Regions from separate parts of the Homo sapiens genome. Here region 2 is linked to region 1. A link is an interaction called in ENCODE POLR2A ChIA-PET data of the cell type or tissue named here. Cell type or tissue: HepG2. All regions are shown on one strand.

Region 1 (8,000 bases):
TGTTCAAACCTGCAGGCTTCGAAGAGTTCTGAGCATCTAGAAGAGCAGAGTCCAGTAAAAATGTAGCAAAGCCACGCATGTAAGTTTACCTGTGCTGGCAGCCATACTGACAAAAGGGAAAATAAACAAATGAGATTAATTTTAATACTTTTTTATTTATTTATTTATTTTTTGATACGGAGTTTCGCTCTTGTTGCCCCAGCTGCAGTGTAATGGCACAATCTCGGTTCACTGCAAACTTTAGCTCCCAGGTTCAAGCTATTCTCCTGCCTCAGCCTCCCAAGTAGCTGGGATTACAGGTATGCGCCACCACGCCCAGCTAATTTTGTATTTTTAGTAGAGACAGGGTTTCTCCATGCTGGTCAGGCTGGTCTCGAATTCCCAACCTCAGGTGATCCGCCCGCCTCGGCCTCCCAAAGTGCTGGGATTACAGGCATGAGCCACGGCACCCAGCCAATACTATTTTTATTTAAATCCAATAGAGCCATAATATTATCACTTGGATAATCAATACAAAGAATTATTATTTTGAGGGATGGAGTCTCGCTCTGTCACCCACGCTGGGGCACAGTGGCGCAATCTCGGCTCACTGCAACCTCTGCCTCCCGGGTTCAAGTGATTCTCCTGCCTCAGCCTCCCGAGTAGCTGGGATTGCAGGCGTGTGCCACCCCATGCCCAGCTAATTTTTGTATTTTTAGTAGAGATGGGGTTTCGCCATGTTGGCCAGGCTGGTTTCGAACTCCTGACCTCAGGTGATCCACCTGCCTTGGCCTCCCAGAGTGCTGGAATCACAGGCATGACCCACCATGCCTGGCCTAAAGAATTATTAAAGAGTGATTTTACTCTCCCTTTTTTCTACTAAGTCTTTAAAATCTAGTGTTTGTTTTACACTTATAGACCATCTCAATCAGACACTAAATTTTTATCAGAAATCCTTGATTGTATTTAGATTTAATAAAATGTAGAGTAAAAAAGTATATTGTCACCCAAATTGTTTCAAACAAACTTGAAAGTTTTTAATAATGGAAATGGGTATTGGTTTTAAATTTTTAAGACAATACAATAAAACCCTCTGTGCCAAATCCCCCACAGAGTCATGGCATTGGGGTTTCGAAGGCCTCATTGCTGGCCCCCACCTGCAGGCATCCCTTCTGGGTTGACAGCCACGAGATGAGTGTTATCAGTGTCTGTGGGAGAAGCAGGGGCTCTGAGGTTGGGCGAGCGAAGGATCAGGTGGGCACTGCACACCGAGGGCACAAGAGCCTGGGAAGCCCCACCATGAGGGGCGGACTTGACTGAGCCCAGGCGTCCAGGCCCTTGTGGGCACAGAGTCTCCTCCCCAGGAGGCTGTTAGCACTCGGGGGGCGGGGGGCTCTGCTCGCCCTAGACCCCTCTTCTGGACAGATGGCAGCACCATGCCCCTCCCAAGCCCCATACCCCTGTGCAAGCCCTGCCTGCTGCCCGGAGGACCCATGCAAAAGCCGTCACCGCCCACGTCCAGGCCTGGGGGTGGGGGGAAGAGCACTCAAGTGCAAGAGGCAGACCCTGTGCCCCCACCCCTCCGGTGCCTCCCTCACCCCTCCTGTGCCTCCCCTACCCTCCCGTGCCTCCCCCACCCCTCCCGTGCCTCCCCCTCCACTCCTCCCATGCCTCCCCCCACCCCTCCCGTGCCTCCCCCTCCACCCCTCCCGTGCCTCCCCCACCCCTCCCGTGCCTCCCCCTCCACCCCTCCCGTGCCTCCCCCTCCACCCCTCCCGTGCCTCCCCCTCCACCCCTCCCGTGCCTCCGCTGCCCTGGGGTCGCAGCCTGGCAGGTCCTGCGCACCCCGATCCCCGCCGGCCAGCCTGGCATCACCCACACGGTCCGCCTCCCCACCCCGATGCCCTCCTACTACCCCCTGGCATTTTTCTGTGTGTGTCCAGCTCCTTCCTGCCACGGGGCCCTTGCTCGGCCGCTCACCATGCCCCGCCCTCCCTCGACTGGGCAGGACCTGCTAATCCTCAGATCCCGGCTCAGAGTCATGTTCCCAGGAAGCCCCTGGCCCTGCCGAGGTCAGAGCCTGTGACAGCCAAATGCTCCCAAACACACACCATGCTGGCTTGCGACCACGCCTGTGTGGCTGTGCCTCCGTGGCTGTCTCACCCGTGGTATCTGTGGCGTCGGGAAGGACCCTGTCTGGCTGCACCGCGTCCCAGTGCTAGGATGAAGTCAAAGCCCAAGAAACCAGATGAAAGAATGAATCCACAGACAGAAAACTGTGACAAAAGCTTTGAGTGCCCTGCTCCCGAGCACGGCTGAGACGCGGAGCTCACCCCAGCCTGGAGAACTCAGGGCAGCCGTGACCCAGGGGCAGGAAGAGGAGCCGGTCTGGCTCTGGGCAGGTCTGGGCTCCTTGGCACACGTGCCCCAACCCTGGCACTCCTCGGGGATGAGGGGGGCTGTCCTGCCTGGGTGCCACTTCAGTCTATGGGGAAAGGGTGGATTGCAGGCCAACAGACACTGCATTGACAAGGAGCTCATGGGAGCAGTCCCGGCAGCCAGGCTGGCCTCTGGGGAAAGGACCTGGGGCCAGGACCCTGAGAGTGGGGAGGACAGCTGGGGCTGAGGCGGAGGGAAAGCTTTGGGAAGCAGAGACCATGGGGGCAAAAGCCAGCATCAGGGGAGACCACGCACGGGAGGAGGTCCTCCGAGCAGGAATGCCCTCCAGGCAGGTTGGATGGCAGCCCCCGTGACAACCATGTCCTAATCCCCCAAGTCTGTGACTGTCACCTTACTTGGCAAAGGAGTTCAGAACCTTAGAATGGGAGAGGAGCCTGAATTATCCGGGTGAGCCCAGTATAATCACCAGGGCCATCTAGGAAGGAGGCAGGAGGGTCGGAGGCAGAGGAGGGGAGTAGAGGTCCGAGGCAGAGGAGGGGAGTAGAGGTCCGAGGCAGAGGAGGGGCGTAGAGGTCCGAGGCAGAGGAGGGGCGTAGAGGTCCGAGGCAGAGGAGGGGCGTAGAGGTCTGAGGGCTGCAAGCAAGGGCTTGAGCCAAGGAAATGCAGGTGGGAAAGACAGGGACATGGATTTTGCCTTAAAGCCTCCGGAAGGAGCTCATTCCTGCTGGCTCCTGGTGCCCCAGTTCAGTCCTCTGCCTCCAGAACTGTAAGGTGACCTGTGAGCTGTGTCGGCCCTTCGCTGGGGCTGTTACTGCAGCCCCCGAAACTCACCCGGCCTTCGAGAAAAGGAGTGCAGGTCTCACTCTGAGGCCCCAGGAGCCTCGGGAGGTTCCCAGCAGGAAACGACGTGGTCTCCTGCATGTTTCTAACTTAGAAGCCACCGTGGGAGTCCGGCCCGGAGGCAGCCCTGGCCCACGGCTCACGCTGCTCTGGGCTCTCTATAGAGTCGTCCCCCTGCTCCTCACAGTCCTGGTGTCCCCCGCTTTACAGGTGAACAAGCCGAGGCCCAGTGCTGCCTGGGTGCTGGCCCTTGCGACGGCCCAACTGGTTGGGTTGGGGCCATGTAAGTGCCAGGCAGGCTGGTGCTGCCTCCTGGGCGGTCACCTCCCGGGGACGCCACTCGGTCACCAGGGGAGGCGGCCTCAACAGTGCCTGCCGTGTGACGCTCCCCAGCCTCGGAGGTGGCCTTGGCTCCAGGGCCTATGGCAGGCCCATCAGTCCCAACAGGCGGGAAGAGCAGCCTGACCTGGTTGAGCTGGGACCTCCGAGGCCACGGACGTACACACCGTCCTCCCTCCACAGCCTCCGAGGCCGCGGACGTTCACACCGTCCTCCACAGCCAAAGGGCTGCCCGGGTGGTTTTGGTTCCATCAGTGAAGTTTTCTGTGGTTCACTCAGAGCGGAGCTGGGCATGGCTTCCTAATTGTGTCTCCTCTGGAGCACTTCAGAGCCTTCCCAGGGCCCGTGGAGCCTGAGGTGTGTGCTGGCACGTGTGGCACAGGCCTGGGAGTCCCAGCAGCGGCAGAGAGACCCGGAGGGGGTCAGGTGCCCTCCACCCACAGAGAGGGGGTGTGCGTGAAGAGGAGGGGTGGGACGAAGGAGGAGATGTGTTTTCTGCTTTAATGATTTAATGGGTATTTAACCCTCCCTTGGTATTTGCCTGGCTTCCGGGTGCTCTGAAAAGTTTCCCTAAAGGGGCTGGGGGAGGGGAGCTGGCGCCATGAAGGCGTGAGTCAGGTGGGTGAGGCTACGCTTGCTGGAAGGAGTCTACGTGCCTTCTGAACACACAGCTAACAGCCTGCACCTGTCCCAAAGGCCATGCTTCCCTGTGACAATGACTGGTTCCTGCCCACGTCGGGAAAGCCTTGGACAGCTTTCCTGGCCTCCAGAGAACCAGGGGAGTTGGGCTTGTCAAAGTTCCTGGGAGCCAGTGCTTCCCCTGCAGGCTGAGACCAGCCCAGGAAACTTCACTCTCAAACCACCGCCCCAGGGCAGAAACTTCCCTGGCCGCCTGCCCTGGTAATTTTCCAGGGTTGAAATTTTCCTCTCCAGGGCAGGAAGGACCTTCAGCCACTGATAGCTCAACCAGAAATGTTTCTACCGGACCAGAAGTCACAACCGCCCAGAGCATGACTTCACTCAGCCTCAGGGGCGGGGCTGTGGGGAGCAGTGGTCGGGGCCCCTCCCACCTGCAGATCAGGGGTGTGTCTGGCCACGCCCCACCAGCATCTGCAAGGGACAGAACGTTCCAGGGCAGGCAGCACAACAGGCCAAGGACTCAGGATCCCCGCCAGAGGGGCAGGGGCTGCAGGAGGCCACCCGCTCCCCGCTGACCTTGGCAGGAGCACCTGGGAAGCTGTGATGATCCCGCCCGGGTCTCCTCTCGGCCCTGAGGTCGCAGGACTCCAGCCACTGTGGAGATGAGAGGGAGTGTGGCTTCCCCTGAAATGAAACCAGACCCAAACCAAGACAAAAGCCTCCCACATTGATCCTATATTCCTGCCCTTCCTTGAGAGCAAGGGGCAGGATTTGACTTCCCCCAGGGGTAGGGGGGCACGCATGGCTGCTTGGGCCCATGGAAAGTGGCTGGAAGGGCCGCGTGTCACCTCTAGTGGAGACCCCTGGGACCCAGTGTGCAGTGCACCCTGGCCCTGGCAGCGACACCTGCAGCCTCCAGGTGGTGCCCGCGGGGGCCCGTGCAGGGACGCGGGACCAGGGCCCTGGCTGCTGTGGGGCCTGATCTGTCTGTGTTGATGGACACACCTCAGAGCCAGGATGAGGCCCAGAAGGACCAGGAGCCCAGCCTGTCTCCTAAGCAGCTTCCAGGTACTTCTGTATTTGGATATTTTTAGGAGAAGCTCTTTATTATCCAAAGATGTCATCATCAAAAAAGGGAAACGACCATCCAACCACACTTCTGCCAGTTTTACCGAAAGAGCAGACTGTGCCGGAACTCGGTGCTTAAAAGGACAGAGCAAACCCCTAGTCTACTCAGAGAGGAAGGGCACGTCCGCCCCACTCGAGGGAGGAACAAGGCTGTCCACTCAGTAAGTCTTTGTAAGGAGTGCCAGGGTCCTGGGAACAACAGCAGCCTGTGCTCCCGAGAGTCACCTGAGTCGGCCTGGACGGAGCCTGCAGTGACCGGACCAGGCAGGTGAGCGTGTGCCCAGGCACGGGCTCCGGGTTCAGGCACACAGAGACCTCAGCCTTTGCTTTCCCTCCCCACAAATGACGGCAAAAAAACACGTGAATCCAAGGCCCAGGGATGAGCTCGGTTTTTCCGTTCACAGTGATGCTCTGGGATGTGGAGGAAGAACTGGCACGAGGCTGCAGCGACGCGGCCCGGGCCTCCGAATGCTGAGTCAAGCAGGGCCATTGCACGAGGATGGGCGGGTGGGCGCAGGCCAGAGGTGGCTCTCCCGTGTCCTCCGTGTGGCCAAGGAGCATGTTCCTTCATCATCACAGTCACATCACACCACCAAGCCCCGCGAAATTCCAACCCTTTCATTCCTTAGCTTGTAAGATAATGCTGCGTGAACCAAGACAAGACACAGCCAAGGGGGCCATGGAGGGTGGCGGGCACCGTGCTGTAGGCTGAGCTGCTGTGCCAGGGCACCATGCTGCAGGCTGAGTGAGCTGCCATGCCAGGCGACCACTGGGCCCGGCCCTGCCCAGGGTGTGGTCAGCCCGGGAGAGCCATGCCAAGCCGCGGAGAGAGGAGCGGCCCCCAGCCTCAGCAGGGCACGTGCGCACACTGCCGGGGGCATCTGGGCCTGGACACGGGTTGTGATGTGGGACGTCGGAAGAGACAAGAAAAACATGGCTCCATGAAATGGGAGCAGCCTCGGGATCCCCAGGAAGTCTCACCCTCTGGAGGCAGGTGGAGCATTGACTTGGCCGGACCCCATGTCCCGCAGGCGCGGCGGCCCCTCGTGGGCATCTCAGCTGGAACGAGGCATGAGCAAGGGCACAGTGGAGCCGCACTAGGGTCCCATAGGGGCTGCTTGGTTCAGAGCGACAAGCCGACGGACAATGGAGTGGGTGGCACTGTGAATTGCAAGGCAGCCCATTCTGTCCCCGGAGCCCCCTCTGGGTGCCTTTCCCTTCGCAGCACCTTCCCTCCAGCTCCAGACACCTCAGGACCCGCCAAGGCCTCACACTGGGTGTGCAGGTCCTTAGGGATTCCAGACTGGCCCTGCAGTGCCTGGGGCGGGTCTGTGGGCCTGGGGAAGGGGCCGGCAGGGTTGTGTACCACAGTGGTTCTGCTCATATGTGTCTTACTTACTGGGGTTCTGGGTCACAGTTCAGTCCCGCTGCCTTCAGAGCTAGGAAGCTGAGGCTCTGAGGGGGGAAACCAGAGGAAGGGCAGGGACGGGTGCCCTCGAGGTGTGACCCGGCAGGCGTCTTCCTGAACAGTCCTGCCCTGCGGTGCCACTGCTCCCGCCTGCTGTGCCTGCTCCCAGACCGAGCTGGCCTTCCCCACCGCAGTCCCAACCCAGGGCAGGAGGCGCCCCCACACTCTTGCCTCATCCACTGGACCACCCGGGGTGCAGCCTCCCAGGCTGCCTGTGGGGTTGGCAGGACCCAGGGGCTTCCTCCTGACGTTGAGCATGTGTTGGCCTCTGGACTGACCTCCCAGGCAGAGGGGCACCAGGGAGAGGTCATAGCCTCTCCTCAAGCTCCCTGGGCACTGCTGGCAGCCCCAGGGTACAAGCAATGTGCCAACACCCCCTCCCCCTCCTGCTCTTCCAGCCCACGGTCACTTTCACCAGCAGCCTCACCCAGAGGGCACCAGCCTTGGTCTAGGTAAATGCCACCTCACCTCCACAGATGACCCTGGATTTCTCACCTCTAAGCCTAATTGCCCCCAAAACCCAGAGTTCCATGTCCAGCTGCTGATCCACTATCACGTCTGGCACCCAGCAGGTGTCTCAGAGTTTTCCTGTCTAACTCAGAAATTTTTCGGCTTTTCCCCAGTTGGCTCTCCCTGCCCCACCTGTCCTCCTCACCTCGAGAATGGCCTCTTTCCCTCGTCTGCCACCTCTGGCCTAAGAGTGAGTCCTGAGCCCTAGCTCCAAAACTTTTCTCAAGTCTGTGGCCTCCTTGCCACCCCTCCTGCCCATCACCTCTTACCTGGTCTCCTGTCTCCATCAGTCCCTCTCCATGCCACAAGATCTCCTAAGAACACACATCAAATTATGTCATACGCAGTTAAAATTTCTGCGGTTCTCTGTTGCTCTTTAGATAAAGTTCGAGCTCTTTACCATGTGTTGGGAGGAGGGCTGGCATGAGGAAGACCTTCATACATCATTGTCATTGTCATCATCACCATAACTCTTATCACCATCACTACCACCATCATCATTACCACCACCAACCTCATCATTTCAACTATTACCATCACCATGATCATCACCACCACCACCATCCTCATGACAACCATCACCACCACCACAACCATCATCATCTCAACCATCACCACCATCACCAACCCCATCATCATCACCCTCATCACAACCATCATCACCACCACCATCATCTCAACCATCACCATCATCACC
Region 2 (8,000 bases), 210 kb before region 1:
CTCCCCAGGGTGTCGATGGGTGGCCAAAAGCCAACCTGGCCTGCGGGCAGTGTGTAGGGAACACACGGCTTTTGTTTCGTGTGATTCTGGAGAAATTAAAGCAACCTTTAACACACCTGGACTTCCCTCTTGGGAGTTCAGTCCCTCTGGCCTCTCAGGACAACAGGCAGACATGTCACAGGCTGCAGGTGGGAGGCAGTGCCCCCTGAGTCAGGCCCGCACCCCAGTCTGGCCCAGGCCTCACCCAGCCCAGTCGTTGGCCCGTGTCCTGCCATCCCTGTGATGCGTGGTTTTAAATGCCCAGCTCACCTTGGTGCTTTGGCTGCAGAGGGCCCTGCTCATGAGTTTCGCTCCTTATTTTCTTTGGCTCTCACCCTGAACTCTGAGCAGGTGTCAAGCGCAGGGCTCTGTCTGGATGCTCCTGACTGCAGGCCTGGCCCTTGGGCTGACTTCTTAGTTTCCCCCTTGCCCTGGCACCCCTCCGTGGCCCCCACCTTTCCTTTCTGCCTGATCCTTGTCCATTTTTCTAGAGTTGGGGTCTCAGCAAACTTCCCAGAACATCCTAGCTCCTTGCCTACTTGGCACACTCCTGTTCATCCCTCAGAACCCAAATTTGGGTTGCAGGTGCCACCTGCCTTGACCTCCCAGGGACACCTGCTCTCCTCCCCGTCCCCCAACACTGGCCATGACTTGGTGCCATTGCTCCTTTGCCCACCGCTCCCTGATGCCCAGCAGAGGTGTCAGTGCCCAGTGTCTCTGCCCTGTAAGGGGCAGTTCTCAGACTTCACATTTAGGAGAATTACCTCTGGGAGCTTCTTAAAACACAGACTCCAGGCTCACCTCTAAAGTCCTGGTTCAGTGGATCCGGGGTTGGGCCCAAGAATCTATTTCTTAAGCTCCTCCCACGAAGCTGGGAGGGACTGATACTCATCCTCCCCCGAGGAGCAGACAGCCTTGAGTGCTCCCGGTGGAGTCCTGGCGAGCTGCCCTGTGGCTGCCAGGCCAGGGACTAGTGAGGAGGGGCAGGTGCACACGGCCGCCGCTGTGGCCAGGCACTTCCCCGAGGGTGCCCTGGTCCCTTCCCGCTGCAGACTCTGCAGAGGAGCTGGTTTTATTCTGCCCTCCCGCAAGGGGGTGACCTCCAGTCCCTGGCACAGTCAGTGGTGTCCTGGGGCCCTGCCAGACACATGCACGGTTCTTCAAGTGTTTATTCTCCGTCACTCAGGGGACCCGGTCTTCGAGGGTGCTGCCGCCCACTGTCTCCCTCCACCCTCACTGCCAGACATCTGTTTGCTGTCAGCCCACGAGGGGGCGTCCAAGATTGTGCTTGGAGCTTGGCGGGCAGGGGTGGGGGTCCGAGTGGTCCGTTGCCTCCCAGAGCGTGGGCACTGCCTGGGAACGGCTGCAGTGCACAGCAGGGGTAGGGCTGGGCTGGAGCCTGAGTGATCCCGCCTCCAGTCCCCACACCCCTCAGGGAGCAGGTGCTGGGCTGTGGGAGGGGCCGCAGAGCATTTCCCAGGTGGGTGGAGACGGGGTGAATCGCCAGCCTGAGACCCCTCTCGGTCCTCCAGCCCCTCTTGAAGTGGGCCAGGATGTGCCCGTCACCGGCTCTTCGGGGTTGCCTGCTGGTTGGGTGGTGTGCCCTCTCCAGGCTGTGGTGAGCAGGCAGAGAGCTGCCCTGGGCTCACTGTGGGTTCAGCTGAGGCTGGCTAGGTCTTCTCCCAGGGTTCTGTGCAGGGCTGCCTGCTGGTTGGATGGTGTGCCCTCTCCAGGCCCTGGTGGGCAGGTGGAGGGCTGCCCCGGGCTCGCTGTGGACCCTGGTGCAGGCTGGCTAGGTCTCCTCCCAGGGGCTGCTGTTGGGGGAGGGACTGTGGTCCTCGGCGTCCCTTGGGCTCCCGGGCCCCTCAGTGGCTGTCAGTTTCCTTCTCCCTCTGGATGGCTTTTTGGAGGCTATGGGAAGTGGCCGGAGGTCAGGCCGGAGCTGTGTGCCTTCCTTTGAGGCAACACTGGCTCTCACCTAGGGCCTCCTGGGTCTCCTCTGGGCACGGGGAGCTGGGTGCTTGGGGAAGTTTGCTGGCCACCCTTGTTCCTACAGAAACCGGTGCCCAGAGCAGGGGTAGCCCGATCTGAGGGTGAACCCTGAGAATTGGGTGGAGGGTGGACACTCTCCCCATTGTGTGACCCCGAACACGGCACTGACCCCAGTGGCCCCCTTCCTGCCTTGGAGGGAGCCAGGCCATACTGGCTGGCCTGACACTGGCTGCGGGCCTCAGCAGGCCTGCCCCCGGGCTAGGGCCACATGGGAGGGGCGCCTGGTTCCTGCGATGGTCCGGGGACGGGGATCCTGCCGAGATGCTGGGCTTAGGCCATCTCTGAGGCACAGCAAGCTCAGGCTCTGAGTTGAATGGGTCAGGTTTGAATCCTGACACAAGTCCCAGACCTGTGACCTTGGGCAAGTGACCTCTCCCCTCTCAGCCTCAATTTCTGCACCAGCCAAACAGTGATGATCCTACCTGCTGGGCAGGGTCATAAGGCTCACAGGCAGCCACAGCTGCACCCACTCTTCTGGGGCACTAGGCACGAGGATGCTGGCTCTGGCGCTGAGCTGTGCTCATGCTGGGCAGGGACCTGCTCTCACTGATCGCCACAGCAGTTTCTCAGGAGCCCCTGCCAGCGTCCCTGGTCCCGGCTCAGGTAGGAGCACAAGGGTGTGCTGGCTCACAGACTGCACCCCCCGGGGCCATTTCCACCCACTCAGCAGGAAGTGCCTCAAATAAGGGCCGTGCTGGTCTCTACTGCCGCTCCGGGCAGACGCAGGCCATGGCCACCTGCCGGCAACAATGGCACACAGTGGCGGCACCACCCCGCCTGCTGCCTGCGGGCCTTGCCCGGAGAAAAACCAGGGCCATACAATTAGGTGTTCAAAGTCTCTCATGGGCTCCTGGACCCCAGCTGGAGCTGCCATTGAGCCCAGAGCAGGAAGTGAAAAGTTGTCCCGATACCCTCGGACCAGGGCCGAGGCTCCTGCCGGCATTACTGGGAGGAGCTGGGTCCAAGGACACTGCCCTTGGCAAACACTGGAGCCGTCCGCAATTCCCCAGGGGAGCAAACGTGCCCCCATGCCCCTCGGGGCTGTGCCTTCTGCGCTGACCCTGTCTGCAGGTGGACAAGGGGCCCTGGGGATCTGCTCCTTGTGGCAGCGGCTTATCCTGTGCACCAGGACACCCTTCCTTCCAGGATGATGGTGGGGACAATGACCATCCCCTGGCTCCTTCTCTCACCGAAATCTCCTACGATCCCTAATGTCAGCCCCCTTACAGGCGAGGAGACTGAGGCTCAGATTTGGAAGGACCTGACACCAACCTACACAGTCAGAGGCTGCACAGGAAGGACTCACTCCGGCCACCCTCGCCCTCCTCTGTGGGGTTCATTTGGGGAGGGTTGAGGTTCATTTTTGGCTCCATCATTCTGAGGCTGCCATTCTCCAGGCAGCCAGGAGGAGAGGTGGCACTGGGGAGAGGTGGGTGCTGTGGCTCCCCTCGCCCCCTTCCCTGCACCTGCCCCATGCCAGCTGTACCTTTGTCCCCAGGCTCCGAGGCCCGCTTCCTCTTCCGTGGTGGACCCTGCCCGTGCTCCTGGGTGCAGATGCACTCAGGCCCCTCCCCGGTCGTGCTCGTAGTGGCCTCCGCCTGGGAGCTCAGGCCCACCTGGGGAGAAGGGGGTGTGGTCACGAGGAGGACTGCCTCCTGGCCCTGCCCTGCTGAGTGTGTGGCCTGGACCCACCTCGCTGCCTGGGGTGTCTGTCTCATCCAGTTCGTCGGACTCTGGTCTCAGCACTTCAGCCTTGCTGGGCTCTGAAGGATGCAGAGTGTGGGGTCAGGCCAGGCTGGTGGCACCGGGAGTCTCCCGAGCCTGCCAGACTAGGATGGGTGGAGCCAACTCTGCAGATGGGGAAACTGAGGCACGGAGGGCCAAGTGACCTGCCCCAGGGCACTGGCTGACAGGAGGCCGACTGGGGTTTGGGCCCAGGCCTAGTGTCCCCATCAGTTGGGGTTCCCGCCCCTGGCTTGGATGCTGCATGATGGGGCACTCACAGCCTGCTTGCCAGCCCTAATTGCTAAGGTGCTTTTCCCCCTCACTGAGTGTTGTTAGAGAGGCTCCTGCCAGGCCCTCGGCTTCCTCCGGTGTCTGCAGGTGGAAGAGCCAAGCCCTGGAGCCTGGGGTTGCCCCGTCAGATCGGCAGGGCAGAGCTGGGCCTGGAGACACCCACTCCTGGTGGGCACTGACCACCACCCTCTCTCTCCGTGGGGAAAACACCTCCCAGCTGGACTCTGACCCCAGGTGCTGACTGTACCTGGGTGGCCGTCCAGGTCAGGCGGCTGTGGGTGGGGAGGCGGCTGTGGGTGGGGAGGTGGCAGAGGCCTCCCTGTGTCTTCATCTTCTGTACTGCCTGGAGAGGACAGGCTGAGCTGGGACCCTGGAAGTGGGCGTGAGGGGTCCTGGGGGGAGGCAAGTAGGTGGCTTGAGTTTATTTGGGAGACTTCCTTGCCGCCAACTCAGCCCTGGACAGCCGGTGGGACCCCTCTTGAGGCTGCAGCTGGTGGAGGGGCCTGCCTTTCCCTTTATAGTGTGGATGAGGCAGCCTCGCTTTCTCCCTGGGAAACAACTTGGTGGGCAGAGGGAAAAGAGCAGCCCGAGGTCTGGGGGGAGGCCGGCCCGGGGTGGGGGACGTGGAGGCTGAGGACCGGGTCTGAGCCAGGACCGGGCTCCTTACCATGGGAGTGGAAGCCTCCTCCTGCTCTGGCACTCTGGTCCCCTTGGTGCCATTGCTGAGTGCCTGGGGACTGCGAGTCAGGGGTCCGGACTGGGTGGGTGGCTCGGGGCTGGCAGTGTGGGCAGCGGCAGGGCTGAGTGACCCATGCTGGCCGGCCGGCTTGGGAGTGTCCTGGCCCCGGGCCCGGCCCCACTCCGAGAGGTCCAGGGGCTTGTCTAGGGCACAGTCCTGCGTGGCTGCAGCCTCTGTCCTCTGGGCGCGGCCCGGGCCTGCAGGCTGTGTGTGCCGCCCTCCAGACAGGCCTGCTGCGGCCAGAGCTGCCCTGGTCCCCTCATTCTCAGGGCCCTCAGAGTCTGAGCCGACTGGTAGGGAGGGCAGCATCTCCCCGGGTGTGGGCTGGCCCCTTGGCCTGACACTGCCTGCCCTGGCCCTAGCCCGCAGCTGCTGCTGGGCCAGGAGCAGGTGCAGTGCCCCCTCCAGGCGAAGGTCCTGCATGCCCGCCAGGGCACTGGGCAGCCCCAGCAGTTCTGTGGGCTCCTCCCAGGCCTCTGCTTCTCTGGCCTTCAGGTCCTGGAGCCGGGGGTCGCTGGGGGCTGCAGCAGGGGCCAGGGGGCTGCTGTGGGGGCTCTGAAGGTGCAGGGACAGGGGGCGGTTTAGGAGGCAGAGCCGGTCCACCTTCGGGGAGAGCTTCGGGGCCTCATGGGTCATGGCGGAGGGCCGGGAGGCCCGCAGGAAGCTGTGAGGGAGGAGAAGCCGAATGACCATGGCTGTGTGGAGCCGTGACCGTCCCAGCGAGCCCTGAGAGGGAGAGACGACAGGCACCCACTCCACAGGCGAGGAAACTGAGGTCCAGAGAGGTGCAGCAAGCTGCATGGGTCCCATGGCAGGTAGTGGAGGGAGGGGAGGCTCAGCCCCCAGCTCTGGAGGCCATGCTGTGTGGACCTGGCCAGAGGTGGCCTGTGGTCTGGGCTCCAAGGTGGGGCCAGATGCCGAGGCCTCCGTGTCTTCTTGGCAGGGACATCGGCCCCCTGCTCCTCACCTGGAGGGTCCTAGCCACCTGTCCACCCTCCACACCCTACTTGTTCTCAGACAATGTCCACATCCCCTGCCCCCACGCCCCAGGCCTGGCCACTCTGGAGGTGTCCACGTGGGAACTTTGCTCCAGGCTGGGTGCCCAGAAAAAGCCAAGCCAGAGAAGTTCAGGGCTGTGAGGGATAATCAGAGGGACTGCCCTGGGACCAGGGGCTGAGAGAAGAGCTCATCTGAGGCTACTCTGGGTGAGGGTGGGGCAGGCGGGCACCTGTCCAGGGAGAGGCCACGCTCATACGCTGGGCTGGGTGGGCTGCTCCTGGCGGGCAGTGGTGGGGGCGTCCCATTGGCGGGGCCTCGGTCGGCAGGGCAAGCCTGGGACCCAGGCCGCACCACGGCAATGGTCCCGTGCAGCTGGTTGGAGATGCGCTGGGGGCTCTGTGAGGATGGGTGGGTCAGCCTGGGCGGGGGCATGCGTGGCCTCTGCTGTGGCCTCTGCCATAGCCTCTGCTGCCTGCCCTGGGCTGCTCCCACTCTGCCCCTGCTCACTGCTGAGCTGCACCCCCACCCACGCCAAATGGAGCGCAGTGGCTCCTGCCCGGGACAAAGGAGGGGCACATTCAGGGTTAGGCGCATGAGAGGCTGGCATACTGAAAGTGCAGCTGCCTCCAGCCTCCTGCCTGCGCCGGCCCAGCTGCACATGGTGGGCTCCCGGTCCCTGCCCTTACCATGTCTGGGGCTCGCGACTCAGGCAGGGTGGCCCCTGGGGAGATTTTGGCCACTGGAGATGTCCTGTGCCCTGCTGGCTTTTCTGTGGGAGGAGAAGCCAGGGGCAAGAGCTTGGGAGGTGCTCAGAGGGGCAGCGGCCCAGCCCCAGGGGGAGGATCCCTGGTCCTGCGGGGGCCCAGCCTCCCAGCCTCACCCGGTCCCCACAGCACCTTCTCCCCGTAGGCCCACGCCCTGGTGGTCTTCCTCAGCCTCCTCGTGGCCTCCCGGTGGCTTCTCTGTGATGGCCTTCCAGCCACCAGGGGAGGGGAGCAGCAGGGGTGAGGGGGGGTCCGAGGTGCCCTCCTTGGCCCGGGGCTTGGGCCTGTCTCTAGAGGGGAGGCAGAGACAGGGAGGGTGAGGGAGAGCAGCATCTCGGGAGATGATCAGAAAAGCCGGGCCCACTCCTGGGTGACCCCAGGTGACGCAGCTGTCCCGACACTGCCTGAGAGTCCTCCATGGGCGGTTCCCCCAGGGACGTGTGCTGGGTGCTGCTCGGGGGGTGCTGGGGAGTTGGGTGTCTGAGCCCTGGGACCCTTTCCCACTCACCCCAGGCCCCGAAGCCGCTTCACCTCCTCCTTCAAGGTCTCGTTCTCTTCCTTCAGCCCGTTCATCTCGTTGGCTGCAAAAGGCACTGATGAGCAAAGCAGCCAGGGGTTGGGGGGGACAGGGGCAGGGGTGGGGTCGTCACAGCACCAGGGAAGCCCCTCAGCAGTGCCCCCAGCACGTAGCCCAGGGCCTGGCAGGCAGCAGGGGCGCCGTGGATGCTGGCTGCGTGCATGGCTGATTGGATGCTGTTGAATGAGCAGTGCCGGCCTCGAGGGAAGGGGGCTTGCCCTTGGTCATCAGGAGGGCCACTGGGGCCTCAGCACTGCAGGACCTTCCGCATCTCAGGAAGGAGGCCGCGCCCAGTGGGGGCCGGGATGCCCCCAGCCCAGGGGAGGGAGGCTGTGTTGAGGGAGGGCCACACCAGCGCCGGCTGGGGGCTTTGTGTGTTTGTCTGTAGATTGGGTTGTGAGGTTCCCCCAGTGGTGTGGGGCCGATCGTCCTGCCTCCTTTCCCCATGCCCCTACATGGGCTGAACAGGCCTGGGGTCGCCTGGCCCCGTGGGAGAGGACCCCGGTTGTCTGGTGGGTGGGGCTCACTGAGGATGAAGATGCGCTGCAGGTTCTGCAGGTGGGAGCTCTCGAACTCCTGCTGCCGCTTCCTGGCCAGCTCCTGGGTGACCATGCAGCGGTCGCACAGGCCGGCCCGCAGCCTGCAGGGATGGGGACGCAGGGGGTGTGAGGGATGGCACGGAAGCCACAGAGGGCCTGGGACACTCACTGCCCCACTGCTGGGAAGTGCCCCTGCCCTTTGCAAACTATTCCGTAGAGCCCCAGGCCTCTTCCCACCCCGTGGGCTAGGTGTCCCATGTTCCACTGAGTTTGGG

The links. Peaks named below come from ENCODE experiments on the same cell type or tissue, not always from the same donor. Only the 100,000 strongest peaks of a DNase experiment are listed, where the experiment ranks them.
Region 2: POLR2A ChIA-PET joins it to region 1 with 10 read pairs; 7 of 35 experiments call an interaction of 5 or more read pairs at or near these places.

Annotation. Positions count from the first base shown.
Region 1 is chr20:62,619,467-62,627,466 of GRCh38, forward strand. No RefSeq gene overlaps it. Among named protein-coding and RNA genes, the nearest start is that of SLCO4A1, 19 kb to the right of the region's middle. RefSeq lists enhancers at 4,704-5,063, 5,324-5,373 and a silencer at 5,104-5,193. In HepG2, a CTCF peak has its summit at 5,099 (motif pointing right); DNase peaks (open chromatin) are centred at 4,545 and 5,085; H3K4me3 peaks cover 1,036 bases; H3K27me3 peaks cover 757 bases.
Region 2 is chr20:62,409,047-62,417,046 of GRCh38, forward strand. It overlaps RBBP8NL (RBBP8 N-terminal like), which reads right to left. Exons shown (of 14, transcript NM_080833.3): 5 at 7,714-7,826; 6 at 7,118-7,190; 7 at 6,742-6,899; 8 at 6,532-6,614; 9 at 6,075-6,241; 10 at 4,775-5,510; 11 at 4,355-4,499; 12 at 3,784-3,854; 13 at 3,578-3,707; 14 at 1,191-1,950. The coding sequence ends at 1,832. Among named protein-coding and RNA genes, the nearest start is that of CABLES2, 5.8 kb to the left of the region's middle. RefSeq lists an enhancer at 1,638-1,697. In HepG2, CTCF peaks have their summits at 1,308 (motif pointing right), 1,641 (motif pointing left), 2,850 (motif pointing left) and 5,254 (motif pointing left); DNase peaks (open chromatin) are centred at 1,295, 2,925 and 3,735; H3K4me3 peaks cover 1,259 bases; H3K27me3 peaks cover 3,454 bases.